2 separate regions of the Homo sapiens genome follow, and region 2 is linked to region 1. A link is an interaction called in ENCODE POLR2A ChIA-PET data of the cell type or tissue named here. Cell type or tissue: K562. All regions are shown on one strand. Each heading gives the region's core, and the rest is flanking DNA. Links, peaks and the distances in the headings are about the cores only.

Region 1 (16,592 bases), core at 4,405-12,404:
TCTGGCCAGCAGCAGTAGCATCACTTGAGAACTTAGAAATGCAGTTTTCATATCTCTCCTGGGCTCACTGACCCAGAAGCCCTGGGGTAGGTCCAGCAGTCTGTTTTCAAAAGGCTTCCAGTTGATCCTAATACATGCTAAAGTTTGAGGACCACTGCTCTAAGGAATGGAGAATTTGCAGAAAATATTGTCATTTTGACATAGGATGAGTAAGGAGAACTTCTCTTGTACTTCATGTGGCTACTGACTGCTCTGCACAATCAAGCCACACTGCCTCCCACTCAGTCCTTAGGTGCCCCCAGGGTTAACATGGACAATCCAGCCATGCCCTTGGTTTATTAGTTTCCTCAGTCTCTGATCCACATCATCTTCATTTAGGTCCAAATTCAATATGTGTTATCTGACAAAGACTCCCTCCTTGACCCAACTTTAGTCAGGGTTCTCTGAGCCTTTGTGACATCATAAGAAATATGTTTATTTGGTCTTTCCTCCCAACTCGTGGCACAGAGCTTCTAAAATCCTTGTAACTTCCTGAGTGATAGGGATGATAAGAGGTTCTTTTGTTACATTTGGTCTTAGTCCCTGGTTCCCAACACAAGAGCTTTTAAGACCCGTGGAATCTCCTAAATAATAACTGTCTTTGTGTATGTTAATGAGATGACTGGTGGCTGAAAGTCCCCAGATAGCTTCAGAGTGAGGTCTGGTTGCCAGAGAAACCATCCATGGCGATTAAAGATTTGGAACTTTCAGCACCCCAGCCCACTTCTGAGGAGGGCAGAGGAGCTGATAATTGACCCAGTCATCAAAAGCCAATGATTTAATCCATCATGCTTGTGTAATGAAATCTCCATAAAACTCCTAAACAACAGAACTCATAGAGCTTCTGGGCTAGTGAACACACGGAGTTATTGGGAGTGTGGTGCCCCCAGAGAAGACACGAAAGCTCTATATTCCTCCCCATACCTTGCCAAGTGTATCTCTTCATCTATATCCTTTGTCATATCCTTTATAATAAACTGATGAACGTAAGTAAATGTTTCCCTGAGTCTTGTGAGTTGTTATAACAAATTGTCAAACTTCAGGGGGAGGTCATAGGAACCCTCAATTTACAGCAGTTGGTCAGAAATATGAGTGACAACCTGGGACTTATGATTGACATGTGAAGTGGGGGGCAGTCTTGTGGAACTGAGCCCTTCACCTATAGGGTCTGCACTAATTACAGGTAGTTAGTGTCAGAATTGAGTTGCAGTGTCAACACCCAGTTTGTGTCTGCAGAATTGGAGAATTGCTTGGAGTGGAAAACCCACACATATGGTGTCAGAAGTATTGTGAGAGTATAGAAACACAGTCTTTTCTTTTAGCCTTCTCAAGTAGGCCTTGGCTTTTGACTACCTTCAGCAAGACTCCTTCTATCAGTTTACTGAGAATCTCCCCAAGTCTGGTATCTGCACAGATTATTAATCCTCTACCCTTAATTTCTAAGTCCTTAGCCTACCATTAGCAAGAATCCTGTTAGGCCAGTTTAGCAAGACTCTTCCTCCTTTTGATATCTGTGCTTAGTAATTTTCCATCATCTACGACACCTTCACTCTGCCTGTTGGCTTTAAATCCCCATTTGTCCCCATTGAGTTCAGTCTCTCTCGCTAATTGCAGTAGTCTTAGTCTTTACTAGCACTTTATCAAGTGCCAAAATAATCTTTCTTTAATATATATTTTCAAATACATTGTGATTTGGAGTAAAATAAAAAGTTCTCATTTTCTCTTCTTTCTTTACCGCTTCCCTTCCTGACCTCCAGCTGGCATTGCTCTGATTGCAAGTTTTCTCTTGCTCTTTCAAGTGTTAGTTTACAAACTTTCTTTTCTTTGAATCTCTGTGAAGTTCCTGGATAGGGATTCCATGCCCCTCTAAAATTTTCCTTATGAAACCATATTGACTGTCTACCTTTTCTTGATTCCTTGTAAAGGGAAAAGAAAACCAGTTTTAATTCTTTTGGACTCCTTTTGGCCTTTGAAATACAGTGGGGTCAGGAGTGGTGGCTCATGCCTGTTATCCCAACACGTTGGGAGGCCAAGGCAGGAGTTTGAGACTGAGCAACATAGTGAGACCCCATCCCTACAAAAAATAAAATTAGCCAGGTGTGGTGGCACACACCTATAGTCCCAGCTACTAAGGAGGCTGAGGTGGGAGGATTACTTGAACTCAGGAGGTCGAGGCTCCATTGACCAGAGATTGCACCATGTACTCCAGCCTGGGTGACAGAGTGAGACCCTGTCTCAAAATAAAATAAAATAAAATGAAACAAAACACAGTGGCCTCAACTCACCATATGAACCATTTTATAACCTCAGAGTGCCACCTAGAGTGTATGTAGAGCTTATACCAATTTTTAGATTATAACTTCAGAGGAACTAAGGCAAAGATAACTCAAGGATCTTCCCTTTTTCCAGGTCTTTATTCTTTTCTCTCTTTCCAATTTCCTCTGTATTTCTTTGCCTCCAGCCAGACAAGTTAATAGAAATGGAATTATCACCTAATAAGTTATGTTTGAAGACACTCTACACCTGGCAAAGAGAGCTTTATCTTTATCTGTAGAGCCTCAGAGTCATTTCTATTCAGAATACTGACTTTCTAGGGCTCCCCTTCCAAAAACAAAGAGTTCTAAGTTCAATGGCTCCTGAAATATGAGTTTGCTGTATGATTTTATTATATTCAGATATAGGAAATAGGAAAACAAATTGGATGGATAAAACCAATATAGATAGTACGTAAGCTAATAGCTTACAAGATAAGGCAAAATTCAGAAGATGTGTTAACTATACATAAATTAATAAGTAGCTTGTGAGACAGAAGCAGAATTCATAAGTTGTGTTAAATACACATACAAGTACATTAGTAACATGGAAGATATGTTACAGATAGAATAAATAGAATATATGATGGAACAAACAATAGTGTTATTTGGAAAGGAGCAGAAAGATGAATGGTAATCAAAACTAAATGACATTCAATTTTTCTATCCTCTTATTAGAGAAAAATTGAGTCCTCAGACTGTAACTTCCCACCAAAGGAGGAGAGGAATTATTAATGGCTTTAATAATCTATTTTAAAAGCCTAATATAAAGTTTAAAAAATTGGCCAGGCATGGTGGCTCATGCCTGCAATCCCAGCGCTTTAGGAGGCCGGGGCAGGCAGATCACCTGAGGTCAGGAGTTTGAGACCAGCCTGGCCAACATGGCGAAACCCCGTCTCCACTAAAAAATACAAAAATTAGCCAGGTATGTTGGCAGGTGCCTGTAATCCCTGCTACTTGGGAAGCTGAGGCAGGAGACTCTCTTGAACTCGGGAGGTGGAGGTTGCAGTGAGCCGAGATTGCGCCACTGCACTCCAGCCTGGCTGACAGAGCGAGACTCTGTTAAAAAAAAAAAAAAAAGTTGAAAAAGTAAATTTGCATAAATCACTGTATTTTAAGAGTTATAAGGGCACATGAGTACCTTCTGGCTTCAATCTATATTCATAATTTGCAACATTATGTAAAAACCAAGCTCTCAATGTCTGCTGTCAAGGAATTCTGAAACCAGCCACTTCATGCCTTCCTAAACCAGCACTGCATTTTCACAGACCCTATCTAAGTCCCAAATATAAACAAACTTTCAACGCTTTTTTCTAACTTGTCTTCTCTCAATTTAAGAGTGAATGGATAACTGATGTGGGCCTTGCATTATATGTATGGGGTATAAGGCCCAGGGGGAAAAAAAGACTTCCAGATCCTCCATAACTGGGTCCTTTGTTAAGAACCAAAGCTCAAACCCATCCTACATTTTAAGGGGCCCCATTAGTTGGGGGACAGAAGGGACAGAAAACAGTATTCATGTGGGGGATGAAAAGCTTGTCTCAGGATTTTGAGGTGCTGTGGGGATTATGGTTCAACTCTGCTCTTGACAGTCCAAACTAATCAGGTCAATTTCCACAATTCCCTTCATGCAAAAAAAAATAAATTTGGCATAATATATGCCATCATTTATGATTATTTCTCATAAGTATTTTGGCAAATTTAAGTATCTCTTTATGCCAAACTTGATTCAGATTTTTTAATGTGTGCATCAAAACATCAGATTTGTATCTCTCTGTTTAGAATAAAAGCTTCTCGAGAGACAAAACAAATATTAAATTAAAAATAGAACTTTACATTTGGCATATTTGACTCACTAAGAGTTTAACTGAATAGCAAAAACTCTCAATTCCATCAAATTATGTTTTCACAACAGCAGGTTCTGCTTAGAATATCATACTAATTGCCATGGCTAGTTAGGGAAGGATCACTATTTGAATCTAAACAGCAGTTACATCATATTCACCTGATGAAAAAAATGCATGAGGGGACAAAGAGAGTCATCTACAGTAATCACACAGTTTTCACTTTAACAGACTAGGTTGTGGTGCTACTCAAAAAGAAAAGCAATAATAGGAGGAACTTGATGAGTCCACGGTGTCTATGAGATACTAAGGTGGAAATGTCTTGTAGGCAGTTGGCTATAATCATATGGCATTCTAAAAAGTTTTATGCAAGATATTTGGAAGTTATCAGTATTCCAAATATGCAAGATATTTGGAAGTATTTTGAAAGGTTCAAAGATATGAGTGTGTGGAATATTCCTTTGAATACCATCTCAGAAAAAAGGGCAACCAAATATGGAACCTAGAAAACATCAACATTAAAAGATTGAATCTTCTACTTGCACTAGATTTTCAAGTTGGGAACATTTTACTCATGCCTCTGGGAAGTTCTTGGCTAGAATCAGAGATTCCAGTGCCACAATTTCTCCACAGAGCTACACATTTGCTATATTCAATATCTCAACTGTAATTTTCACTATGACCACATAAACCAGTGGAAGATTAAGTATCTCTTAATTAGGGTCATTGGCTTTTAAAATGCTGTGAAAATAAAAAAACTAGTCTCTCTGAGCTCTTTGTTTCCTGCATATACCTTGTCACACTGCCTCCCCACAGCTTGCTACTTACCCACAGGCTTGGAAACAATCAGGAAGTTTGAAAATAAAGAACAGACAAAAATATCAGGCAAACTCACAAAAAGAAAGGACTCAAGGATTTAAAATCATGTGAGGTGGGATTTTGGACAACACTCATTAAATAAAACAAAGAAGGGTACTGCAAAATGCTAAAAATTACAGTTTAAGTGGAGGTAAAGATTTTTGGTTTTTTTGATATTCATGCTCAAAATAAAGCAGCAACTTTCATTCAGCAGAAATTCAGTGGAGACACAAGTAGAAAGGCAGAGACAATTTAGTAATTGACTTCAATTTATTGCTCTAAGTTCAAGAAATATCAGTGGACAAAGAAATAAGTAATATTATAAAAGACAAATAAGAATAAAACATTGACCTGATAGATATCATAAAATTCTTTATAGAGAAAACACAATTTTTAAATTGCCCAAAGAAATTAAAGAATTGACTATACAATGATCTAATAAGAAAATATCAAAATACTTTTTAATTTAGAAAATTAATACTGTGCTAGAAAATAGAGATAGAAATCAGCATCAAAATATAATCAGAAAAGTATAAAATGTTATACTTAATGTCAAATGCTTCTAAAAATATCTTTGCTCAAAGAGAAAATCAAAACTAAAATTACAGGCCAGGTATAATAGAATGTCAATAAGACAACATATATCATTACTGTGGAATGCTACAAAAGCAGGTCAGAGGGGAACATTTGTAACTTAAGTGCATTTTTTAAGTAAATGAGAAAGACTTTAAATGACTGAAATGCTGGTGAGTATTTCTCTTCAGAAGCAAGTAAAAGACCAACAAAACATACCAAATGAAAGCAGAAGAAAGGAATCAACAGAGAAAATCTGTTTACATGCTAGGAGAGCTAAGAAAGTTTTTTTTGTAAATAAAACTGAAATACAAATCTGTGGAATGTCTAAGGGAAAATATAAACTTAGAATTCAAAATTAGTGAAGAAGACACATTTACAAATAGAGATGAGATGTGTATCTCAAATAAAAAGCATTTTTTTACAACTTTCTACCTCTGTATCTGATAATCCCTGATAATCTAAGCATAGTGAATGAGATAGGATTTAGGACAATATAAATTACCAATATTGATGTGATAATAATAAATAACATTGATTGAAGGCTTGCATGGCCCAGGCATCATACTAGAATTTTAAAAGCAGTAAGTCATTTAATATTCAGTATCATTATCTCTCAACAAATAAGCAACTGAGAATCAGAGGCACTATATGACACACTCAAATGACACATCCTCACAGAATAATAACCACGGTAATAGATGAAGAGGCTGTCAAAAGTCTCTTTCCATTTCTAAGCCCCATGAAAAGGCCCCATTCTCTTAGGCCAAGTGCTGTCAAATTGTCAAGGATCAGGTAACTCTTCTGGGTTGAAAAGTTTCAGGGCATAAGAAGTGGAAAACTGCCTAATCCATTCATTAAGGTTACCAAAACCTGACATAAATAGAACCCAAAGTAAAAACAAAACAAATCAAATGAGAACAATCAAATTCATACATCCAAAGATCAACATATCAAATAAAATGTTAATAAGTGTACGGACCAGCCCCACAGGGTCAGTGGGTCTCTCCCTGTGTGCAGCGACGAGAAAGTGTAGAAATAAAGACGCAAGACAGATAAAAGAAAAGACAGCTGGGCCCGGAGGACCACTACCACCAATGCGCGGAGACCGGTAGTGGCCCCGAATGTCTGGCTGCGCTGTTACTTATTGGATACAAGGCAGAAGGGGCAGGGTAAAGAATGTGAGTCATCTCCAATGATAGGTAAGGTCACGTGGGTCACGTGTCCACTGGACAGGGGGCCCTTCCCTGCCTGGCAGCTGAGGCAAAGAGGGAGAGGAGACAGAGAGAAAGACAGCTTACGCCATTATTTCTGCATATCAGGGACTATTAGTACTTTCACTAATTTACTTCTGCTATCTAGAAGGCAGAGCCAGGTGTACAGGATGGAACATGAAGGCGGACTAGGAGTGTGACCACTGAAGCACAGCATCACAGGGAGACGGTTAGGCCTCCGGATAACTGCGGGCGAGCCTGACTAATGTCAGGCCCTCCACAAGAAGTGGAAGAGCAGAGTCTTCTCTAAACTCCCCCGGGGAGAGGGAGACTCCCTTTTCCGGTCTGCTAAGCAGCCGGTGTTTTTTCTTGACACTGAGGCTTCTGCTAGACCACCGTCCGCTCGGCAACGGGCGTCTTCCCAGACGCTGGCGTTACCGCTAGACCAAGGAGCCCTTCTGCTGGCCCTGTCCGGGCATAACAGAAGGCTCGCACTCTTGTCTTCTGGTCACACCTCACTATGTTCCCTCAACTCCTATCTCTGTAAGGCCTGGTTTTTCCTAGGCTATGATTATAGAGCGAGGATTATTATAATATTGGAATAAAAAGTAATTGCTACAAACTAATGATTAATGATTTTCATATATAATCATATCTAAGATCTATATTTGGTATAACTATTCTTGTTTTATATTTTATTATACTGGAACAGCTCGTGTCCTCTGTCTCTTGCCTCGGTGCCTGGGTGGCTTGCCGCCCACAAATAAGTAGAATCTGGCTAGTGTGTGTAAGAATAACAAATTCAACAGAACCAAACAAAATTCACTCCAATAATTCCATTTTATTTTAAGTATCAAAACTCATTATTTAACAAATACCACATAGTGGTTTCATGACTTCTGTGGCTAAACAGGCTAGAACCTCCACACCCCAAGAGATTAGAGCCTTCATCCAGCGCTTTGGACTGCTTAGCCACTTTGCCTCCACGAAAAGCAATTATTTTAGAACGTTGTGTATATTACCTTCTCTATTCCCTTTTAACATACACTCATCAGGAATTTCATGTCCTCCAAACTGGCAAAAGTAGAGTTAAAATTGTGTGCACAGACCGTCTCAAAGATTCCCACCTGCCAAACATCCATCCTGATTATCTACCCTGTTATGAGTCCTCCCAGATATTGAGAAAAGACAGAATTCTTTTCGGGACGTTCATTGCCCCTCTCTCCAGCCAACCAGGACCCAGGAGACCCGAGTTTCGGTCCCAGCGCTGTCTTTTATGTTACCCGGGTGTGAAGCAGGAGGTAGCCTTTACACCTGGGAGAATAAAATCCATTCGCTTCTAGAAAAATCAGTCATCGAGAAAACGCTTGAAAACCCCCATGGACGACCTGGCTCTGGGACTGAAACGGCGCTTAGTTGACGTCTCATTTTTGCCGGCTGCGTTTAGGAGTAGGCAGCAGAGAGTTATTTTTAATGTGCACAACCAGAAAACAGAGGACGTCCCCATCCCCAGCCCCAGCCTCCCATCTACCCACCTAGGATTCGAGTGCCTGCTTTTTAATAAAGTCCTTACTATGAAAGACGTGGAAAGAAACGTCTGTACAGACAGATCTACTTTTTGCTCAATGTGTTCAGGGCCTTAATTCCCAAAGTCCAGGACGGGAATCCTTTTGCGTTATGCGTGTCTTCGCATACTACCGGGCCCAGAGAGGCTGTGTCCTGCCCTCTCCAACCCCACGAAAGCGTTCTGGGCGGGTCCCGGGTCTCCCCTCCCCAGTCCCAACCTCCTTGTCCCTCAACCCTCAGTCGTCTCAGTCCCCGCCTGCCCTGGGTGCCCTGGGCCCCGCAGACGCACCTGAATTCCCCCGGCCCTACGTAGGGCCTGCTCCTGGACGCGGAGCCGAAATCGGTTCAAAGCCTGCGGGCGGGGCTCCTTGCAGGTCCCCGAAAGAATGAGAACCGGGACCCCCCCCCCCACCACCGGGACGTGGAAGGACGGGTTACAGAGGAGAACGCGTTATCTCCTCTGGGAGGCGATTTTCAGAACTTACTGCGGGAAAAAAAAAAAAAAAAGAAAAGAAAAAAGAAAGAACCCCCCCCCCCAAAAAAAAAACAAGCCCAAGAGGAGCAGAAGAAAACAAAGGGTGGGAGAAAACTGGGACAAATTACTTTTTCTTGGTCAGTCTTCAAGTGTCGACCAAACTCCTTGAGGCCAAAGCAGTGGAGTCCTGCTCCCCGCCCCTCCCCCACCTCCGCACCCCTCCTGAGAGGCCCCACGTGACACAGAACTTTACTGGCCTCTTGAAAATGACATCACAAGACCTTAAGAAGAGCTAAACGGGCTGCCACCTGTAGCTGAAGAGTGCCTTAACGCCGAGGCCCACGGCTCCATGCGAGAGATGCCTGTTCCTTCTCTGATAAATTTGGCAGCTTCACGTACCCTAAGTGAGTGACTTTCAAGATTCAAAGGTTTTTTAAAATTATGTATAGATATATTCCTTTTAATCGTCTTCACGTATTGTATAGCTTTCTGTAATGCTCTTTCTTGGATTAATAGAAAAATCCTTTGACACTGTAGACTGCCGAATACGTTTCCCCGTGTATTCGTATGTCTTCAAAAGATACTGAGGAAATGAAGTGTTTCTCGAGTTGACATATTTTTTGAAGACAGCAGATAACTAACTAAACTCATTTTGTCAAAGTAAAATGAGATAGATTCACCTCTAAAGAGTGCTTCCGCGTGGCTCTATGGCTTAGTTGGTTAAAGCGCCTGTCTCGTAAACAGGAGATCCTGGGTTCGACTCCCAGTGGGGCCTGATGTTTTCCAGAGAAAATCAGCTGTTTCTGAAAATTGTTTTCTTGACGAAGAACTGCGTCCTCCCACTAATTGCCAAACATTCTCACCAAACTTAACAGCAGTAGAACACAACTGGATAAATCCCAAGTTGTTTAACTGCATCCTGCTCAGATTCCTTACTTTTAAAAAGTAAATTTTTAGGAGGAAGACAATGCAAATGCAAAAAGTGCGAAAGAATAATGCATGTGACCCACCTCAATCAATTTCGTATGTCTTGCTTTAAACTGTGGTAAAATGTTTTTGAGCACTTACAATGTGTTACAGTTTAAAGCATGTAGATAACTGTTGTAGGCATGCAGATAAATAAAATCTCTCTAGATTCTAAAAATCTCCAGCTCTATAATTGAATTCATAAGATAAGAAATTAATGAACAACAAACCCATTAGTAGCTACAAACAAAAATTAGGACATTTGCAGGGGCATGCTTGCCTTTTTTTTTTTTTTTTTTGAGATGGAATCTCGCTCTGTCACCCAGGCTCCAGTGCAGTAGCGATTCTCATGCCTCAGCCTCCAGAATTGCTGGGATTACAGGTGTGCACCACCACGCCCAGCTAATTTTTGTATTTTCATTAGAGACAGGGTTTCACCATGTTGGCCCGGCTGGTCTCCAATTCCTGCCTCAAGTGATCCGCCTGCCTCAGCCTCCCAAAGTGCTGGGATTACAGGTGTGAGCCACCGCGCTTGGCCTGTTTTTTTACTTTTTAATGAGAAATATTCACAATGTGGCTACTATGTTACTCTAAGTATCATAAGTAGCAACGTAAAACATTGGAAAATTGTCCCTATGTTTGGACCTCACTGCTGTTCATTTTGATTGGGACCTTGTTGAACTAGGTCACATCGGCTGTATTCAAACCTCAGCTGCTACATTTGATGGCTAAGGGACCTTTAGCAAATTGCTCTAGCTCCATGGGCATCACTTTCTTCACATGTGGAATGGAAATAGTAATAAGCCTACCTAATATAGTTGATGGGAGAGCTTGTTGAGTAAGTATACAAAATATTTTAGAAGGATATTTGGCACCTAAACAAGCAATAAAGTTCACTATATTGTTGCTTTTTATAATTTTTCTTATTTATTGAACAATTAGGGACAAGTGTTTAATCCTTTTACTCTGAAACTGCCTTTGCAAACCTATGACAGTAGCATAAATCTGACATGGCTGTGGCTGACTCCATCTTGCTTCTAGCCTCATGGGCTGGCTGTCTTCTCTCATTTCTGGGCATGGACCAAGTTAACTGTGGAGTCCTAATTGGGAAAAGGAGTCAGACTGGCGGGACCAAGGGAAAGCAAGAACAGAAAGCAGATAAGCTATAAGTCTGCCTTTCTTCATGGTCCAGGACACATAGCCCTCTTGTACAAACAACTCACAATCTTCCTGTGCTCAACTATCACCACACACCTGCAAGGCAGTTCATTTCAACTTTGGCATTATCAGTACTGCACAAAGCCCTCTTCAGTTTACAGCATAAACCCTATTCTGTAAAGTCTCCAGCAAGCCTTTGTTTCTTTGCAGTCAGCTTCTCTCATGCTGATTTAGCCATTGCTTTCTTGCAACCTATTTTCATACTTTCTCTAATAAATCTGCCTTTCTAGGGTCTTTGCAGAAGTAATCAAGTTATGATGAGGTCATTCTGGATTAGGGTGGGGCATAATCCAGTGACTGGGATCTTTACTCGAAGAGAGGGAGGTTTGGACACAGAGACACAGACATAGTGGGAAGACGGCCCTGTGAAGATGGAGGCAGAGATTGCAGTTACTGGCCACAAGCCAAGGAGTGAGACTGCCATTGCAAAATTATAACTGAGAAAATTATTACAGTAAAAGAGATCTGACCTAACTGACTCCATCTTGCTTCTAACCTCCAAGCTGTCCTTGTTCATTCCTGGGTGTAAGCTGCAGTAACTTTGGGAGGAACTTAGTTTATAGTTTAACTTTGAAACAGGATGATAACAGCCCTTTCCCAAAGCAAACCCCCTTCCTGCCTAGGGACTAGACTGCTTTTGTAGGACTAACAAATTAGCCACAAGATTAGAAATTATGGTTTAGGAGTCATGCGGCTGGAGGCTACAAGATTCTGACACTCCCCAAATTGCTACTGGGGATAACATCACTATTCTATTGTAAACCCTACACTCAATGGATCAGCTGTACCACCCAGGTCAGTAAACTGGCTCATCTGATCTTGTGGCCCCACCTAGGAACTGACTCAGCACAAGAAGACAGCTTCAACTCACTATGCTTTCATCTCTGACCCAACCAATCAGCACTCCCAACTCACTAAACCCTACCCACCAAATTATCCTTAAAAACCCCAATCCCCATGTTTTGGGGGAGACTGATTTAAGGAATAATAAAACTCCAGTCTCCTGTACTCCTCTGCATGAATTAAACTCTTTCTCTATTGCAGTTCCCCTGTCTTGATAAGTTGGTTGTGTCTAGGCAGCAGGCAAGGGGAACCTGTTAGGTGGTTACAGGAACACCAAGGATCTCTGGCAATCATCACAGTTGAAAGAGGCAAGGAAGGGTTCTTCCCAAGAGCTTTTAAAGGAGCATGACGCTGTCCACATCTTGATTTTAGACTTCTGGCTTCCAGAACTGTGAGAAAGTAATTTCCTATCACTTTAAGCCACCCAGTTTGTGGTAATTTGTTATGACAACCCTAGGAAACTAACACAAAACATTAAAACAAAATTAGTGATTTATACTAGCAAGTAAATGAAATCTATTATTTTTCCTAAATAACAGATGACATCTGGGATATTCACACCTCAACTTAAAATTACAAACCTAGGGTATTCCACTTCTTTAGTTGTTTTACAGTAGCACAGAATCTTGGAAACCCTCTCAATTCTTTTTCTTCTTCCTAGTTTGTTTTTTACAGGCCACTACACCTGAAACAGCCATTGCAAAATTATGACAGTAAGAGAAATCTGGCATGCTGACTTCATCTTGTTCCCAGCCTCACTGGTTGGTTGTCTTTGCTCATTCCTGGGCATGGGCCAAACTAATTTTTGGAGAAATTTAGTTTATAATTTAAATGGTAATACCCCTTCCCAAAGACTAAACTGTTCTTATAAAACTAATGAAAGGCCACCAAGTTAGAGGATGAGAAGGGTCTGAATTCTAAATAACTACCAGCCATTATTCTGGAGGTAATATGATTTGCAACTTCCCCAATTACTCTTGCAGATAACATCACTATTGCACAACCTACAATATGGTGATGTCTTTTCAGGTTTTTGCATTTCTGACAACCACGTGTCCTCACCTGGACCCGCCAACCCATCCTGTGGCCTCCACCCAGGAACTGACTCAGCATGAGAGGACAGCCTCAATTCCCCATGATTTCATCTCCAACCCAACCAATCAGCTTGCCCCCTACCCTGGTCCCCTGCCCACCAAACTGTCTTTGAAAAACCCATAACCTCCATGCCTTCAGGGAGATAATTTGAGTACTAACGCCATCTCCCATGGGGCATGGCCGACCTCGTGTCTATTAAACTCTTTCTTTACTGCAATGTTGTGGTCTTTCTGGGTGCAGTGGACAGGAAGGACTCCTTGGGAAGTTACACACCTATCCCCACAATGGTGTAACTCTGTGAAGTTGTCCCATGAATCGCCCTTGGCTGTTTGGAGACATCTAGTAGATTACACCACCATTCCATTCCCAGCAGCTAATAACTGACGGATGGGGGAAGGAGTATAAAAGTCAAGTCCCTTGACTCAGTGACCACTCTGCTATGCAATTTATATTCCAGAGCCCCTGTCTCATGGGTCAGGCCAAAGCTAGACTTTATGTGAGACCACATCTTTGTTTTGTTACTTGTTCTTCCCCATCCAGAGGATCATTTCCTCAATAAATCACATACTCATTAAGGCACATCCTTTGTCTTGGGGTATGCTTTAGAGAGTCTGACTTTGCTTCCCAGGCTGGAGTGCAGTGGTGTGATCTCAGCTCACAGCAACCTCCACCCCCCAGCCTCAAGCGATCCTCCCACCTCAGCCTCCCAAGTAACTGGGGACTATAGACGCAGGACACCATGTCCAGCCAACAAGTCCGGCCTAAAAAGACTTTCAAAGTAAATTTCTGGCCAGGCATAGTGGCTCACGCCTGTAATCCCAGCACTTTGGGAGGCCGAGGCGGGCGGATCACGAGGTCAGGAGATCGAGACCATCCCGGCTAAAACGGTGAAACCCCGTCTCTACTAAAAATACAAAAAATTAGCCGGGCGTAGTGGCGGGCGCCTGTAGTCCCAGCTACTTGGGAGGCTGAGGCAGGAGAATGGCGTGAACCCGGGAGGCGGAGCTTGCAGTGAGCCGAGATCCCGCCACTGCACTCCAGCCTGGGCGACAGAGCGAGACTCCGTCTCAAAAAAAAAAAAAAGAAAAAGTTCAGGCATGTTTTAAAACTATGAAGTCCACATCTTTATCTGAGTGACTGCACACATATATGATAACATAGAAGACAATATATATATATACACATTCTTTCAATGTGTGTATGTGTGTGTATATATATATATATGCATAATCATTGAAAGGATTAAAATCACAGAGAGTTTTTTCTTGTACACAGCAAAATAACCTGAACATCAATAACATTTGGAGATATTTGAGAAAGCCACACATATCTGGAGATTAAACCATGGAGTTCTAATAACCCATAAGTCAAAGAAGAAATCACAGAGAAATTAGAAAACACTTTAAACTGAATAAAACTGAAAATACAACATATCAAAATTTGTGGGATGCAACAAAAACCATACTTAGTGGGATAATTTTAGCATTAAACATTTATATTAGAAAGGAAGAAATGTCTCTAATCAATGTTCTCATCTTCTGCCTTAGAAACTTAGTAAAAAAGATAAGCAAATTAAATCCAAAGCAGGCAGAAGAGGAAAATACTAGAGTAAATGCCAATGAAATAGAAAACTGAAAAACAATAAGGAAAAACAATAACGTCAAAAGCTGGTTCTTTGAAAAGATTAACAAAATTGATACATTTCTAGCCATACTCTTCAGGAAAAAAAGAGAGAAGAGACACAAATATCACAAATGACAGTAGCCTGGGCATGGTGGCTCACGAACTAATTCCTGAGCAACATACCGAGACCCCATCTCTATATTTAAAAAATAAAAAATATATTAACAGAGAAAAACAAAAGAAACAAATGAAGGAGTAGATATCACTAGAGCTTCTACAAATAACAAAAGGACACAAGGAAATGTTATGAATGTATTTTACCAATAACTTTGACATCATAGATGAAATGGAAAAACTCCTTGAAAGACACAAAAAGTGTATTCAAGAAGAAATAGATAACCTAAATAGACCTACATCGATTAACTAAATTAAATCCATGCTTTATAACATTCTTACAAAGAAACAAAATCTGGCCCAGATGGCTCCAAAGTAAATTCTACCAACTTTTTAAGCAATAAATAATATCAATTTTACACAAATTATTTCAGAAAGCAAAAAAGGAGGCCACACATCTGAACTCACTTATCAGGCCAGCATTACCCTAATACCAAAACCAGACAAAGCCATACAAGGAACGAAACTGCAAACCAGTGTTCCTCCTAAGAAGAAAAAAAATCCTTAAAAATTCAGCAAATCAAATTCAACCATTTATAAAATGATAACACATCATGACAAAGCAGGACATTCCTGGGATTAAACTCCAAGAATCCAAAGTTAGTGAAACATTCAAAGGAAAGACAAATTGGATGTTTAAAACAAAAAGATACCGTTTACAAGAGCTTCAAAACTATCAAATACTTAAAGGTAAGTTAAAAAATGTGTGCAAGACCTGCACACTGAAAAACTACAAAAGATAACTGAGAGGAAGTAAAGAAGACTTAAACAAATGAGAGAAATACCATTGTCACTGGGTGGAGGATAACAAAGAGTGTAACACAGTCTACCACCAGAAGCAATAGTCCAGGATGTCAACCTACTGCATAGATTGTTTTAGTTTTTTGTTTGTTTGTTTTTGTTGTTGTTGCTTGCTTGTTTTTTTTGAGACAGGGTCTCGCTCTGTCACCCAGGCTGGAGTGCAGTGGCTCAATTGTGGCTCCCTACAGCCTTGACCTCCAAACACTGTGGTTGGATATACTGAGATAGGGATTCCTCAGGCGTAGACACGTCAGGCAACCATGCTTCCAAAGTCAGCATTGCCCAGCAGGCATTGCAATGCCATGTTTCCCTTTCACTGGAGGGCACAATTTAAGGTCCAAATACTTTCATTAAGCAGGAGTACCACCCTTCGTTGAGTTGTCCTTCCTGATGGTCCTTTTTGTAGTTGTTGCTTGAGTTATTCATTCTAGTGCTTTAACACCACCCCTCCCACTCTGGGTGCCTGGAAGTGATGGAGCAAATCAAGGTCATTGTACGCCATAGGAACATGCCCATTGCTGCATTATCTGGGCTGTGAAGAAGGTGCCTTGGTCAGATTAGAGTCTGAATAGATATCTGAACACATGGCAGAGGTGTTTCTCCAGTATTTCAATTTTGTTCTTCTTTAATGTTGTGTAGTTATTCTGCATCTTTTGCCTTTCCATATATACTTCAGGATCTATTTGTCAATATCCACAAATAACTGGCTGAGATGTTGATTGGGATTATGTTGTATCTATAGATCAAATTGGGAAAAATTGACATCTTGATAATATTGAGTCCTCCTAACCATGCAAAGGGAATATCTCTCTATTAGTATATTTCCTTTGATTTCACCATGTTGGCCTGGCTGCTTAATTATCTGTCCAACAGTCACTGGACCATATGGCTAGCCCATTTATAACAGCCCATGAGTCTATAAATAAATAGCAGGGAGTTGCTGTTGGAGTAGCCTGCACGGCCATCAGTACCTCACAGAGTTCAGCACATT
Region 2 (16,592 bases), core at 5,111-13,110, 130 kb before region 1:
AACCAGCTCCTGGATTTATTAATTTTTTGAAGGGTTTTTTGTATCTCTATTTCCTTCAGTTCTGCTCTGATTTTAGTTATTTCTTGCCTTCTGCTAGCTTTTGAATGTGTTTGCTCTTGCTTTTCTAGTTCTTTTAATTGTGATGTTAGGGTGTCAATTTTGGATCTTTCCTGCTTTCTCTTGTGGGCATTTAGTGCTATAAATTTCCCTCTACACACTGCTTTGAATGTGTCCCAGAGATTCTGGTATGTTGTGTCTTTGTTCTTGTTGGTTTTAAAGAACATCTTTATTTCTGCGTTCATTTCGTTATGTACCCAGTAGTCATTCAGGAGCAGGTTGTTCAGTTTCCATGTAGTTGAGCGGTTTTGAGTGAGTTTCTTAATCCTGAGTTCTACTTTGATTGCACTGTGGTCTGAGAGACAGTTTGTTATAATTTCTGATATTTTACAATTGCTGACGAGAGCTTTACTTCCAACTATGCAGTCAATTTTGGAATAGGTGTGGTGTGGTGCTGGAAAAAATGTATATTCTGTTGATTCGGGGTGGAGAGTTCTGTAGATGTCTATTAGGTCCGCTTGGTGCAGAGCTGAGTTCAATTACTGGGTATCCTTGTTAACTTTCTGTCTCATTGATCTGTCTAATGTTGACAGGGGGGTGTTAAAGTCTCCCATTATTATTGTGTGGGAGTCTAAGTCTCTTTGTAGGTCACTCAGGACTTGCTTTATGAATCTGGGTGCTCCTGTATTGGGTGCATATATATTTAGGATAGTTAGCTCTTCTTGTTGAATTGATCCCTTTACCATTATGTAATGGCCTTCTTTGTCTCTTTTGATCTTTGTTGGTTTAAAGTCTGTTTTATCAGAGACTAGGATTGCAACCCCTGCCTTTTTTTGTTTTCCACTTGCTTGGTAGATCTTCCTCCATCCTTTTATTTTGAGCCTATGTGTGTCTCTGCACGTGAGATGGGTTTCCTGAATACAGCACACTGATGGGTCTTGATTCTTTATCCAATTTGCCAGTCTGTGTCTTTTAATTGGAGAATTTAGTCCATTTACATTTAAAGTTAATATTGTTATGTGTGAATTTGATCCTGTCATTATGATGTTAGCTGGTTATTTTGCTCATTAGTTGATGCCGTTTCTTCCTAGCCTCGATGGTCTTTACAATTTGGCATGATTTTGCAGTGGCTGGTACTGGTTGTTCCTTTCCATGTTTAGTGCTTCCTACAGGAGCTCTTTTAGGGCAGGCCTGGTGGTGACAAAATCTCTCAGCATTTGCTTGTCTGTAAAGTATTTTATTCTCCTTCACTTATGAAGCTTAATTTGGCTGGATATGAAATTCTGGGTTGAAACTTCTTTTCTTTAAGAATGTTGAATATTGGCCCCCACTCTCTTCTGGCTTGTAGAGTTTCTGCCGAGAGATCCACTGTTAGTCTGATGGGCTTCCCTTTGTGGGTAACCTGACCTTTCTCTCTGGCTGCCCTTAACATTTTTTCCTTCATTTCAACTTTGGTGAATCTGACAATTATGTGTCTTGGAGTTGCTCTTCTCGTGGAGTATCTTTGTGGCGTTCTGAATCTGTGTATTTCCTGAATCTGAATGTTGGCCTGCCTTGCTAGATTGGGGAAGTTCTCCTGGATAATATCCTGAAGAGTGTTTTCCAACTTGGTTCCATTCTCCCAGTCACTTTCAGGTGCACCAATCAGACGTAGATTTGGTCTTTTCACATAGTCCCATATTTCTTGGAGGCTTTGTTTGTTTCTTTTTATTCTTTTTTCTCTAAACTTCCCTTCTCCCTTCATTTCATTCATTTCATCTTCCATCACTGATACCCTTTCTTCCAGTTGATCGCATCAGCTCCTGAGGCTTCTGCATTCTTCACGTAGTTCTCGAGCCTTGGCTTTCAGCTCCATCAGCTCCTTTAAGCACTTCTCTGTATTGGTTATTCTAGTTATACATTCTTCTAAATTTTTTTCAAAGTTTTCAACTTCTTTGCCTTTGGTTTGAATTTCCTCCTGTAGCTCGGAGTAGTTTGATCGTCTGAAGCCTTCTTCTCTCAACTCGTCAAAGTCATTCTCCGTCCAGCTTTGTTCCATTGCTGGTGAGGAACTGCGTTCCTTTGGAGGAGGAGAGGCGCTCTGCTTTTTAGAGTTTCCAGTTTTTCTGCTCTGTTTTTTCCCCATCTTTGTGGTTTTATCTACTTTTGGTCTTTGATGATGGTGATGTACAGATGGGTTTTTGGTGTGGATGTCCTTTCTGTTTGTTAGTTTTCCTTCTAACAGACAGGACCCTCAGCTGCAGGTCTGTTGGAGTTTGCTAAAGGTCCACTCTAGACCCTGTTTGCCTGGGTACCAGCAGCGGTGGCTGCAGAACAGCGGATTTTCATGAACCGCGAATGCTGCTGTCTGATCGTTCCTCTGGAAGTTTTGTCTCAGAGGAGTACCCGGCCGTGTGAGGTGTCAGTCTGCCCCTACTGGGGGGTGCCTCCCAGTTAGGCTGCTCGGGGGTCAGGGGTCAGGGACCCACTTGAGGAGGCAGTCTGCCTGTTCTCAGATCTCCAGCTGCGTGCTGGGAGAACCACTGCTCTCTTCAAAGCTGTCAGACAGGGACATTTAAGTCGGCAGAGGTTACTGCTGTCTTTTTGTTTGTCTGTGTCCTGCCCCCAGAGGTGGAGCCTACAGAGGGAGGCAGGCCTCCTTGAGCTGTGGTGGGCTCCACCCAGTTGGAGCTTCCCGGCTGCTTTGTTTACCTAAGCAAGCCTGGGCAATGGCGGGCGCCCCTCCCCCAGCCTCGCTGCCACCTTGCAGTTTGATCTCAGACTGCTGTGCTAGCAATCAGCGAGACTCCGTGGGCGTAGGACCCTCCGAGCCAGGTGCGGGATATAGTCTCCTGGTGTGCCGTTTTTTAAGCCCGTCGGAAAAGCGCAGTATTGGGGTGGTAGTGACCCGATTTTCCAGGTGCCGTCTGTCACCCCTTTCTTTGACTAGGAAAGGGAACTCCCTGACCCCTTGCACTTCCCCAGTGAGGCAATGCCTCGCCCTGCTTCGGCTTGCACACGGTGCGCTGCACCCACTGTCCTGCGCCCACTGTCTGGCACTCCCTAGTGAGATGAACCCGGTACCTCAGATTGAAATGCAGAAATCACCCGTCTTCTGCGTCGCTCACGCTGGGAGCTGTAGACCGGAGCTGTTCCTATTTGGCCATCCGGTAGTCTTATTTTTAATTTTTGGAAGAACCTTCATATTGTTTTCCATTGCTGCTTCACTATTTTACATTCCCACTAACAAGTGTACAGGGGTTTCAATTTCTCCACATCCTTGCCAACACTTGTTATCTTTGTTGTTTTTTATAATAGCCATCTCTACAAGTATGAAGTGACATGTCTTTGTAGTTTTGATTTGCATTTTCCTGATAATTAATGATGTTGAGCATCTTTTTATATACTTGTTGGTTATTTGTATGTCTTTTTTGGAGGAATATGTGTTCCAGTTTTTTGCCCATTGTTTAATTAGGTTATTTGGTTTTTGTTTGTACTCCTTTTTTTGCTATTGTGTTTTATGAGTCCTTTATATATTTTGGAAATTAGCTCCTTTACAGGTATATGATGTGCAAATATTCCCTCCCATTCTGTAGGTAACCTTTTTGTTCATTTGTTTTTGCTATGAAATTGTTGAGACTTCTAACTTTTGCTTGTTTCAGTAGTGTAAAATGAAGTTTTATTGTTATTTATTGTTGATTACTAACGAATACTGCATCTTCACATCCTCATTAGCCTCTTGTATCTTTTCTTTTTGTAAATGCCTGTTTATGTCCTTATTTGACTTTCTATTTGTTTGTTTTTGGTTTGCACTTCTGGGTAAAGTGCAGAATAATACACAGCCATCCTTAGAGAAATCGGCTAGTATTTAGGCAATCATGTTAACACATTCTCTATGACCAAATGTAATAGACACAGATGCTCTGCCCAAATCTACCTGCAAGGAAGGACTAGTTGTTGCTTCAGCTATTACAAGTGCATTCAGCAGACGATCCACAACTGTCAGGACTTTCAGGGATTGTTTCAGCTGCAGAGCTGCCTGCCCAAGATCACATCCTTTTTGAGGCTGTTCATATCAAATGAGTGAAGGGGCAAGAATATATATATATATATTTGGAGACGGAGTTTCACTCTTGTTGCCCAGGCTGAAATGCAATGGTGCGATCTTGGCTCACCGCAACCTCTGCCTCCTGGGTTCAAGCAATTCTCTTGCCTCAGCTTCCCAAGTAGCTGGGATTACAGGCATGCACCACCACGCCTGGCTAATTTTGTAGACACAGGGTTTCTCCATGTTGGTCAGGCTGGTCTCGAACTCCCCACCTCAGGTGATGTGCCCTCCTCGGCCTCCCAAAGTGCTGGGATTACAGGCGTGAGCCACTGCACCCAGCCGAAGGGGCAAGAGTATTAAGGGCCCAAAGTGGAGCAGATGGACCACTTAGCCTCAGACCTCCCCATAGTGTTAGCTGAGGCTGTCAGGCATGCATCCTACCTTGCATGCATCCTAGCTTGACTTCTTCTCAATCTTGAGTCTACTCTCTGCCTTCCACAGATGTGGATCTCAAAGAAACTGCGTAATAAACATCCTGCACATTAAACTCTATCTCGCTGGGCACAGTGGCTCATGCCTATTGGGAGGCTGAGACGGGCAGATCACTTGAGGTCAGGAGTTCGAGACCAGCCTGGCCAACATGGTGAAACTCCGTCTCTACCAAAAAAAATACAAAAAAAAAAAAAAATTAGCTGGGCATGGTGGGGTGAGCCTGTAATCCTACCTACTCAGGAGGCTGAGGCACGAGAATCGCTTGAATCTGGGAGGTAGAGGTTGTAGTAAGCAGGGATCGCGCCATTGCACTCCAGCCTGGGTGACAGAGTGAGACCTTGTCTCAAAAATAACAAAACAAAACAGAACAAAACAAAACAACTCTATCTCAAGGTCTACTTCACAGATAATCTAACCTGTGACACCAAGCCACTATGCTCCTGTGTATATGTGGAAAATTGTAAGAAAATTCTTACACATACATGTACAGGGACATGAGGAAATATTTTTATTGCATCATTTATTATCAGATATTTATATATTACATTTTTATTTATATACATATTTATATATTAGCATATATCATCTATATATATTATTATAAACTCTGTCCTTCTGGGTTTTTATGGAGGCTTCATTACATAGGCATGACTGGTTAAATCATTGGTCATTGGTGATCAACTCAGCCTTTAATGCCTCTCTTCTCCCTGGAGGTTTGGGGTTGGAGCTGAAAGTTCTATCCCTCTGATCACATGGTTGGTTTCCCTGACAACCAGTTCCTGAGGCTATCCAGGAGCCCACCAAGAGTCTCCTCATTAGAAAAAAAGGTCTTAGGAGCTCTGTGTCAGGAACTGGGGCAAAGATCAAACATTAGAACAAAAGATTTTCCTACTGCCCACCTAAGGGTTTCAGAAGTTCTATGTCAGTAACCAGGGGCACAGACATATTGTGTGTGTGTGTGTATATATGTATACACACACACACGAACATAATACACATACACATATTATATATATATATATACACACACACACATATCTATAAAATATATATTTCTTTTCTTTTTTTTTTTTTGAGAGAGGGTCTCTGTCACCCAGCCTGGAGTGCAGTGGTATGACTGTAACTCACTGCAGCCTTGATCTCCCAGGCTGAAGCGATGTCCCACTGCAGCCCCCCAAATAGCTGGGACTACAGGTGCGCACAGCCAGCCACGGCTAATTTTTAAAGAAATTATTTTTGGTAGAGACGGAGTTGCCTAGGCTGGTCTCTGAACTCCTAGGCTCAAGCAATTCTCCCGCCTCGGCCTCCCAAAGTGCTGGGATTACAGGCGTAAGCCACTGTGCTGGTCTGTATTTCTTATTTCAAAATATCATAGTGGTAGACCTACACGTGAACTACTCTGCATCCACTATGTGGCAGGCCAGGTTTCACCAACTCAGGCCTGTATCACAACTGTTTCAGTACTGACTGACTGGTTAAGTTAAATATTAAAAGCTAAGACAAGCCAGTGCCCTTATACAAAGGCTGGAATGTAACAAAAGCCCCTCAGAGTTTTGCCTAGGACTTTCGTGGGCCTTATAGCATGACAAAATAACGAAGGAGTTCTTAACAGGACGCATTTAGGATTAAACAAGTTTTATTGGGAGTCTGAAGAAACTCACCAGGCCTCCACAAACAAGTTTACTGGAGGTCTGAAGGAACTCCCCAAACCTTGATTTAGCAGGGGACAAGCTAAGGGTAATCACCCCAGCACCTAGACTCATTTAGATTAAGTAATCTTACTGAGGCTCCAGAGGAAAGTCTTCAAGACTGAGACCTTAGTTATAGATTGAAAGAAGTTAATCACTTATGTCTTTAGATGAATGCACACTTACACATAGACATATAGCTTAAAAGGTATATAAGCTCTGGAAAACTTTGACATTTTGAGTTGGTCTGGCAATAATTTCCAGGCCTTCTTCCTGTAAGCAGTTACAGGAATAAAAACTCTCTTCCTCCCCAGTTCATCTGCATCTCGTTATTGAGCATAGAGAAACAGCAGCCAGACCCTTAGTTTGGCCAGAAACAATTAGAAACAATGAAGAAAATATACATGTAGTAACATACAAAACATCATGTTTAAAGAGTAAGAAATAATACTGAACTCTATAAATCACATTATTTACATATATAAAAATATATGCACAAAAGCAACACAAGTTACAATAAGACATACAAATAAAAAGGCACATTAAATACATTCAAATTATGGGAGAAATCTGAGACAAGAAAGGGAAAATTAGATTTTTTAAAAGGAACAAATAGGCGGAGCGCCCGTGGCTCATGCCTGTAATCCCAACACTTTGGGAGGCCCAGGTGGGAGGCTCTTGGAGACCAGTCTGGGCAACATGGGGAAACCCCATTTCTACAACAAATACAAAAAAATTAGCCGGGCATGGTGGTGCACGTCTATAGTCCCAGCTATTCAGAAGGCTGAGGTGGGAGAATCACCTGCGCCTAAGAGGTCGGGCACCAGTGAGCCGAGATAAATAAATAAATAAATAGATAGATAGGCCAGGCGCTGTGGCTCACACCTGTAATCCCAGCACTTTGGGAGGCTGAGGCGGGCAGATCACTTTAGGTCAGGAGTTCGAAGCCAGCCTGGCCAACATGGTGAAACCCCGTCTCTACTAAAAATATAAAAAATTAGCTGGGTGTGATGGTGTGCGCCTGTAATCCCAGCTACTCAGGAAGCAGAAGCAAAAGAATCGCTTGAACCCGGGAGGCGGAGGTTGCAGTGAGCCAAGATCATGCCAGTGCATGCCACTGCATGCCTGGGTGCCACTGCATGCCTGGGTGACAGAGACACCATCTCAAATAAATAAATAAATAAATAAACAAAATAAATAAGAGAGGAGCCTTCTACAAACTGCTGTGGAAGAGAAGGGAAGACCATGATTACCTTAAATCTACCTGAAATAAAAATAGAATAAAATGAGGCAGAGTAGAAAGGGGGCTTGGCTGCAGGCTACCCCCACTAGGGCATTCCTTCATGCATCTCCACTGATCACAAAACCTACCCCACTGCCTCACTGACGCCATAATGTTAGAACTATGCATTTAAAAGAATTCCAGGAACTGACCTTAGGAGACAACCAAGGTTGCCGAGTGTCCCACTTTGGGAAGGAATGTTGAACAATCAATCGATTTACAGTCTCTTGCCTCCGGCCAGACGACAGGGTGGCTCATTAACTCAAGATAACCAGAGTAACTAAGTATGCCGCCCTGCACGCCCTACCCCGACGTCAGTTCCCGCGCTTTGCCTCTTAAGAAAGCTTTGCCTCTTAAGAAAGACTCGGGCTCTGGAGCTCCAGCAGAGCCGGGGCCTCGGCTCCAACCCGTCGGGCCCCGACTTGAAGCAGCGGGGAACCTCTCCTCACACCTCGGTGACCGGGTGGCCGCCGGGACACAGAGGCTTTGGGTGGCGGCGTGTTTGCGGGTCGGGAAGAACCGCGCAGAGGCCACTAGGGCGCAGGGCCCGGGAAGGCGGAGCTAGGGACTGGCTCGGCCTCCTTTTTAGGCCACTGCGCCGCGCAGATCCGGTCCTCGGGCGACCGCTCTGTCCCAGTTGGGCGAGACTACCTGGTCCTGATAACAGTGGATAACGGCTTTAACGGCCAGAAGGTCAGCGCAGTCCCGGATGAGGACGAGTAGAACGGTAACGGCCATGGGGCGGTTGGCCTTCCTTCTACCAGACCTTGATGTGGGAAGAGAGAAATGGAGTAACAAGCCACATTTGGCGCTTTGGAGATGCCCACCACGCTTTGGGAAGATGTACCAGCGTTTATAGAAGGCCCGAGTGTATAAGGTGAGAAAGCTACTCTCAGCTTCCCCGAAAACTTTTACAAGAAAACATTTGCCACATCTAGCCCCTCCAGATGTAAAGAAGCTGCCGATGTATGATAGACTAAGAATATCACACATCTTGTAAATTCCCATTTGTTTAAAAAAATCGTAGAAAATAAACATCTTCTGGAGATGACTTTTTGAAATGGAGATGTTGCATCACCTCTGGAGCAGACACATACACGTTTGTTCAGTGGGTTAGACTAGGACATGGAGAAGATCTGAGAAGGACGAGAAGAAGGTCCTATGCCAGACTGGTCATATTTAGAAGACGTTTACATATTATAATCGTTGTCTTCCGTGTGCATTTTATTCCTCACTACTGTATATGTAGTTGACAACTCCAAGTACTTTTTGAAATGTCTAGTCTTTTTTTTTTTTTTTTTGAGATGGAGTCTCTCTCTGTTGCCTAGGCTGGAGTGCAGTGGCGCGATCATGGCTCACTTCCCACGTACAAGTGATTCTCCTGCCTCAGTCTCCCAAGTAGCTGAGATTACAGGCGCGCACCACCATGCCCTACTAATTTTTGTATTTTTAGTAGAAACGAGTTTCACCATGTTGGCGAGGCTGGTTTTGAACTCCTGACCTCAAATGATCCGCCCACCTCGGCCTCTCAAAGTGCTGGGATTACAGGCCTGAGCCACTGCTCCCGGAAATGTCTAGTCTTTCTAGATGGTCTGAAGTGTCTAATACGTGTTAAATTTAGAGATAGTAAAATATTACATTTTGTAAATATCTTTTGGTTAAAATTCATATGAAATGTTTTGAGAGGGGAATGGCCAACCACCAGTTCAGTAACAAACATTGTGTTTATGCACTGGTTCAGGGCAGGAGGAGAAGGAGGCTGTGCAGAGAGCTCTATGCCACCAGTGTGCTTACGGTGAGGCAAGATTAACTATTGTCTCTCATGTCTGTGCACTTTGTTTTCCTTATCTGTGTATACAGTGTTTATAGAGGAAAACAAGTCCTAATTTACATCTAGACTTTCTAGACATTAAAGAGGTTTCCAGTATATGACAAAAGTAGAGTTAGTAAACTAATATATCTTGAACATATTGTTTTAAAATTCCTTGGGAAAATTGTCTTCTGAAAATCTGAGCATTACTGGCCACTGGGTTGACTGAGATGGGAAGGGTTCTAGGCTGGAATATTTTTATTTGGAAGATTCTTTCAGATTTTAACTATTGTTACATGTGTACAGTTTATTCAAGACTGCTTTGCAGGACCAGCACGATGGCTCACACCTGTAATCCCAGCACTTTGGGAGGCTGAGGTGGGTGGATTGCTTGAGGCCAGGAGTTCAAGACCAGCCTGGCCAACATGGTGAAACCCCATCTCTACTAAAAATACAAAAATTAGCTGGGTGTGGTGATGCATGCCTGTAATCCCAGCTACTTGGGAGGCTGAGACAGGAGAATCACTTGAACCAGGGAGGCGGAGGTTGCAGTGAGCCAAGATCACACCACTGCACTCCAGCCTGGGTGATGGAGCAAGACCCTGCCTCCAAAAAAAAGAAAAGAAAAAAGAAAACTGCTCTGTATATAGTGGACAACAAATATACTCCTTACCTGAAACATCTAGCCTATCTAGATGTTTAGAAGTGCCCAGCATATGTTAAATGTACAGGTAACATTTAACCTCTAATGTAAGAGTAAAATAATCACTTAAAAATATCTTTTTGCTAAAATTCATAAGAAATAGTGTCTTTTGAAAGTGGAATTGTTGCCAGGCGCGGTGGCTCACGCCTGTAATCCCAGCACTTTGGGAGGCCGAGGCGGGTGGATCACCTGAGGTCAGGAGTTTGAAACCAGCCATGGTCAACATGGTGAAACTCTGTCTCTACTAAAAATACAAAATCAGCTGGGCGTGGTGGTACATGCCTGTATTCCCAGCTTCTTGGGAGGCTGAAGCAGGAGAATCGCTTGAACCTGGGAGGCAGAGGTTGCAGTGAGCCAAGATCACGCCATTGCGCTCCATCCTGGGCAACAAGAGCGAAACTCCATCTAAAAAAAAAAAAAAGAAAAGAAAAGAAAGTGGAATTGTTAAACCGCCCCTGTGAGTGGTATAGTAGTGTCTATACTTGTTTAATGGTTTAGTGGAAGTGGGAGGGAAGATATTGCAAAAGGTAATATGCTAGTGTGCTTATACTTGGACTTTTTAGACACCATTTTTCTGTATGTTTTGTGGATTTTGTTTTGCTGTGTATAAAGTTTATAATAAACAAATGAGTCATAATTTTGCAACATCTAGTCCCTTAGATGTTAGAGGTTGCCAGTGTATGACAAAGTACTCAGTAAAATTAGCTCATTTTGTACACTTTGTGTTGAAATTCATAGGAAAGCTTGTCTTCTGTAAATGACTTTTGGATACTAATTTGTTCAACCATCTCTAAGCATTACATGTGCCTGTACATGTCCACTGAATTGAAGGCAGAGAGAAGGAAGTGAGGAGGGAATGGTTCAAGACTAAAATGATCATATTTGGAAGATACCTCAGATTATAACCATTGTTACATGTATGCAATTTTATTTAACAGTGCTGTATACATGGTGGAAAAGTTATATGAAATATCTAGTCTTTTCAGCTATTTAGAAGTGCTTGATGTATTTAAAAGCAGAAGTAGTTGAATAACACTTTGTAAATAGCTTTTAAAGACTGATGGGAAATACTGTATTTGGAAGTGGAATTGTTAAACCACCTCTCTGAACAGTGTGCTCTCTACTTGTTCGTTGAGTTGAGGGAGGTAGGAGGAAAGAAACTGCAAAAGGTGTTTTGCTAGTGTGTACTAGAAAATTTCAGCTTATCCATTGCCTTATATGTTATGTGCTTTTCATTTAACTTTGCTATACTGCGCATATTGTGTATATACTGGACAAATGAGTTGTTGAGTGTATATTTTATAATATACAGTCTCTATATATTAAATTTTATAATATCTAGTCAATTTTGTAACATCTAGTCTCTAGATATTAAAGAGATTGCCAGTGTATGACAAAAGTAGTGTTAATAAACTAACCCATTTTGTACACTTTGTGTTAAAATTCATTTAAAGACTGTCTCCTGAAAAGGACTTTTGGAAGTGAAATGATAACATCAGCTAAGTGACACAAGTGCCTATATCCACTGAGTTTGTGGTGGAGAGGAGTGGGAAGAAATTAAGGATTCTAGAATAGAATGTTTCAATTTAGAAGACACTTTCAGATATAACCACTGTTACATGTGTGTGGTTTATTCAACACTACTATGTATATAGTGGACAAACTTAAGTCCTTAATTGAAACATCTAGGCTTTCTAAATGTTTAGAAATGCACAAAATGCATTGTAGATACCGTTTTGATTCGTATGAAATATTGTCTTTTGAAAACTGATCAAACTAATTCCCTGAGCAGTACACATTATTATATTTGTGCTGGTTCAGGGAGGAAGGAGAAGAAAGTGCAAAGGGTTTTATACCAGTGTGTTTATGGTCTTTTACTATGCTGTGTATATAGTGTATATAAATGCACAAACGAGTCCTAATTTACAACATCTAGTCTTTCCAGATGTTAAGGAGGTTGCTAGTGTATGACAAAAGTAGAGTTAGTAAACTGATACATTGAGTACACCTTATGTTAAAATTCACAGAGTGTTCTTAAAAACACAGAAGTGATCAGGGCCCAGTGGCTCACGCCTGTAATCCCAGCACTTTGGGAGGCTGAGGCAGGCAGATCACGAGCTCAGGAAATCGAGACCATCCTGGCTAACACGATGAAACCCCGCCTCTACTAAAAATAAAAAAAAATTAGCCGGGCACATGGTGGCACACGCCTGTAGTCCCAGCTACTCAGGATGCTACTCAGGAGAATCGCTTGAAGCTGGGAGGCAGAGGTTGCAGTGAGCTGAGATCGCGCCACTGCACTCCAGCCTGGGAAACAGAGTGAGACTCCATCTCAAAAAAAAAAACAACAAAAAAACAAGAAAAACCCCACAGAAGTGAAATTGTTAAAATCTCTAACTGGATGCTTATTCCTCTTCTGGATGCTCATACCTGTCCATAGGGTTAATTTAGAGGTGAGAAGGGAAACGATTCTAGGCCGTAATGTTCCTATTTAGAAGACACTTTTAAATTATAGCCTGTGTTATGTATATGCACCATTTATTCACTGCTACTGTATATACAGTGGAAAACAACTCCTATTTGAAACATCTTGTCTTTCTAGATGTGTAAAAGCACACAACATAGGTTAAAAGTAGATACTAAAGTAACACCTTTCACCAAAATTGTCTAGGAGTGGTTGTATTTGGGAATGGAATTGTTAAACTTGAGGTTTTGGAGAGTACACTGACTTTTCACTGGGTAGTGGCAAGTTGTGGGGAAGAAGTATGTAGAGGGAAGAGTTCTGTGCAGGTGAGTTAGATTAGTTCAGATGGTCTAACCATTGTTCTATATGTGCATTTTAGTTAATATTGTTGTATATTAAAATGCAAGTCCTTTTGCTCAAAGTGTGTTGGAAGTAGAGGTAGTAAAACAATCCATTTATATCCTTTTGTTAGTTTTTAGGAAGGCCTGTCTTCCAGGAGTGACCTTTGTTAATCCACCTCTTGGAGCTGGACATAGCCACCTGGACGGTGGAAGAGGGAAAAGAGGAAAGTTGAAGGGAAGGGCTCTTTGCTAGTATCTCCATTATCTAGAACATGGTTTTAGATGATAACCATAGGTCTATATGAGCACTTTACTTTTCAGTAAACATCTTTAGAAAAGATGTATCTTGGACATGGAATTGTGAAACCACCACTGGGTAGTGTATACCAGGACTTGTTCATCAGGTTAGCAGTAGAGAGGCAGAAGGAAGTATAAAGGGAGAGATGAATGCAGATGTGTCCATATTTCCATTTTGACGATAGCCATTGGTGTATGTGCATCTCTTTTGGCTGTACTATAGGAATACATGAAGTAATTAAAAGGAAACATATCTTCTTGCTAATATTTTAATGGTATAGATCTGTTAATGAATTCTCTTAGAAATATTATACTTAGTGTATTCAGTTGCTTTATGTTTTATTTTAAATTGAGCACTAAGGGAATGCAGTATTTTAATCAGAACTCTGCTAATGCTTTTATCTAGAGGCATGTCTCCATTTTTGCCTTCTATAAAATTTTTGTCCCAAAAAAAGCAAGATTACATTGTTTTTCTAACAGACTGAGTTGGTGCTGTATATTCTTGGTTATCAGAATACTCATATAGCTTTGCAATTCTGAATTGGTAAATATTTATGATGTGTAAAAAAGCATAATATATACTATATACTGTAGAATCTCAATCCCATATAACTGGATGTTATGTCTACACACACAGGACCTAGAAGGACACATCAAAGTATAAACTACTTGTGATTGTGGATGACTTTGTTCTTTGTTTCTTGTGTTTTACTTTTTTCTCCTTCCTTCCTTCCTTCCCTCCATCTCTCTCTCTTTCTTTCTTTTTTCAGAGTTTTGTTCTTATTGCCCAGGCTGGAGTGCAGTGGTGCGATCTCGGCTCACTGCAACCTCCACCTCCCAGGTTCAAGCAATTCTCCTGCCTCAGCCTCCTGAGTAGCTGGGATTACAGGCACACGCCACCACACCCAGCTAATTTGTTGTATTTTTAGTAGAGACGGAGTTTCATCATGTTGGCCAGGCTGGTCTCGAACTCCTGACCTCAGGTGATCCACCCACCTCTGCCTCCCAAAGTGCAGGGATTACAGGCGTGAGCCACCATGCTTGGCCTCTTGTGTTTTTTAATTTACTATAATGCACATATTACCTGTTTAAAAAAATTAAGGTTATTTTAAAAACCTGGGGGGAAAAAAGCCTTACTGGCTTTAAGCCATTCTTGTACCTCAGCCTCCTGAGTAGTTGGGATTACAGGCGCCTGCCACCATGCCCGGCTAATTTTTGTATTTTTAGTAAAGACGGCGTTGCACCCTGTTGCTAGGCTGGTCTCGAACTCCCAAACTCAAGTGATCAGCCCACCTCACCTCCCAAAGCACTGGGATTCCAGGCATGTGCCAACTTGCCTGGACTCCATGCCATTTATTTCTTGAAGGTCAGTTTGTCCAGGAGAATTTTCCACATTCTGGATTTAGCTGATTGCATCATTATAATGTTATTAAACACATTGCTGTATCTCCAATATTTACTCTAAACAAATGGTTTTTATCTATTTGATTATAGAAATTTAATTTTCAACACAAGTATTTATTGTGGTCCTGGGTATGTTCTACTTTACTTTATTATGGGTTACATGATATGTGGTTGTCTCACATTTGATGATATAAAATTTAGCTTTGGTTTTAGGTGACATCAGCCTAATCCAACCATTCTAGAGTCCTTCATCCAATTTCACCTCATGGTTATAGCAGCCATTGCCAATTGTGACCTGGATGTGTTATAGCAATACCAGTTGCAAAATGTTGTAGTTTTATAATCTCTCCTGCATTCATTAGCTGTTATTTCCTGAGAAGAAAAATCTTTCCCTCATCAACTATATGTTTATCCTGAAATACATTCCATACAGGAGAGATAGGATAAATGCTTGATTCTTTTCCTTCATGTGTTAGCTTTCAAAATAAAACTGATATTCAAAAACCTCCAAAGGTTGAATATGGAAAAGCTATTTTGTGTGTGTGTATGAGTGTATATGTTTATGTTAACTTTGCAACCAGCTTCTTTACCAAATTCTCTATAGTAAGTTTTTCATTTGAGGGGTGGCTTCCAGATATATAATCCTACCAAGATACATAGATAGCTTTATCCCATTCTATCCAATAGTTAATCCTTTAATTACTTTTTCATGTCTAAATGCTTCAGCTAATACCTCCATTACAATGTTAAGTAGTAGTGAAGATAATGAATATCCTTGTCTTGTCATGAAAAACAATTTAAATGTATTTGATCCCAAAATACCATAAATAGACTTAAATGGGAATACATACCATGAACAGCGCCCTCCCCCCAACCCCCGCTTTTTTTTCAGACAGTGTTTCGCTCTGTTTTCCGAGGCTGGAGTGCAGTGGCACAATCACAGCTCACTGCAGTCTTAACCTCCTGGGCTCAAGCGATTCTCCTGCCTCAGCCTCCCAAGTAGCTAGCTGGGAATACAGGCATGCACCACCATGCCCTGCTAATTTAAAAGAGACATCATCTCTCTATGTTGCCCAGGCTGGTCTAGAACTCCTGGGCTCAAGCAATTCTCCTGCCTCAGCTTTTCAAATTTCTGGGATTACAGGTGTAAGCCACCATGCCCAGCCTCATAAACATCTATTAACATTATATATTATACAGAATAATTTATCAGAATAAAACATAATTTCTAGAAATCAGTAAGTTAAAAAGGGAAAAACTGGTTTCTTTCCTCTCATATTATGTATTTAATCAATATTTCATACTAGCTCTGGCGTAGGCAAATCACCTTTGATTTGGATTGATTAACATGTGTAGGTGTCGTGGGATACTTTTTTGTGTTGGGGCAGTGGAGGTGGTCATCTAGTTAAATGTGTTTGTAAAATGAGTTCAACATGTGTTGGGGACCAGCCTCAACACCACCCGTAGGGTACCCAAAGTCCGGTGGCGACAAAGGATTGAGAAGAGACAAGAGTAAAGGTGGGGAGCCAGGGGGTCAGTTGCAAAATGGAGGCTGCAAAAGGCTCAGACCTCTGGTCTCCACACTATTTATAGAATACAATAACTTAGATCTAAGAAGCAGATGTTCAGGGCGAAACAGTGAAAAGGTGGCAGTGCGTCATAGCCGTTATCTATAGCAATAGCGGTTTAAATGAATCTCCTTTGTGCTCAAATAGCATATCTTTAACTTATCGGAGAGTAGCTAGTGGGAGCGGGCTTAACTTGGAGTCTGTCCACATTCCAGTATTTCAAAGGAGTGTCTTTCTCCTTGAACGCAGTGTTTACAGATAAGAGAGCGGGTCTCGCTCTGAGCATGGGAACATGATGGCAATTAGGAGGCTTTCCTCCTCAGAGGACTCTTGTGGCTTTCCACAACATATTGTCTCATATTTTTATGGCCAGTTTATGCAGGCACCCCACAAGCCCTTTTCCCAAAAACATGTCATTTATTTTTACTGAAATTTTCTTGAACAAGAGATATTTGGATG

Evidence for each region. ChIA-PET counts read pairs that join two places held together with the same protein. Peaks named below come from ENCODE experiments on the same cell type or tissue, not always from the same donor. Only the 100,000 strongest peaks of a DNase experiment are listed, where the experiment ranks them.
Region 2: POLR2A ChIA-PET joins it to region 1 with 10 read pairs; 3 of 35 experiments call an interaction of 5 or more read pairs at or near these places.

The regions. Positions count from the first base shown.
Region 1 is chr6:28,482,057-28,498,648 of GRCh38, reverse strand. TRT-CGT1-1 (tRNA-Thr (anticodon CGT) 1-1) reads left to right here and starts at 9,583; the gene lies at 9,583-9,656. LOC124901294 (a long non-coding RNA gene) reads left to right here and starts at 9,159. Exons shown (of 2, transcript XR_007059537.1): 1 at 9,159-9,285; 2 at 12,938-13,220. It overlaps LOC124901295 (a long non-coding RNA gene), which reads right to left and starts at 8,919. Exons shown (of 2, transcript XR_007059538.1): 1 at 8,696-8,919; 2 at 7,662-8,277. In K562, for the core only: no CTCF peak of the experiment used is centred there; DNase peaks (open chromatin) are centred at 8,298, 8,618, 9,108 and 9,618; H3K4me3 peaks cover 3,052 bases.
Region 2 is chr6:28,607,856-28,624,447 of GRCh38, reverse strand. It overlaps a transcript of SCAND3 not described here. Among named protein-coding and RNA genes, the nearest start is that of TRA-AGC3-1, 9.0 kb to the right of the region's middle. In K562, for the core only: a CTCF peak has its summit at 8,109; DNase peaks (open chromatin) are centred at 8,147, 8,657 and 9,297; H3K4me3 peaks cover 4,302 bases.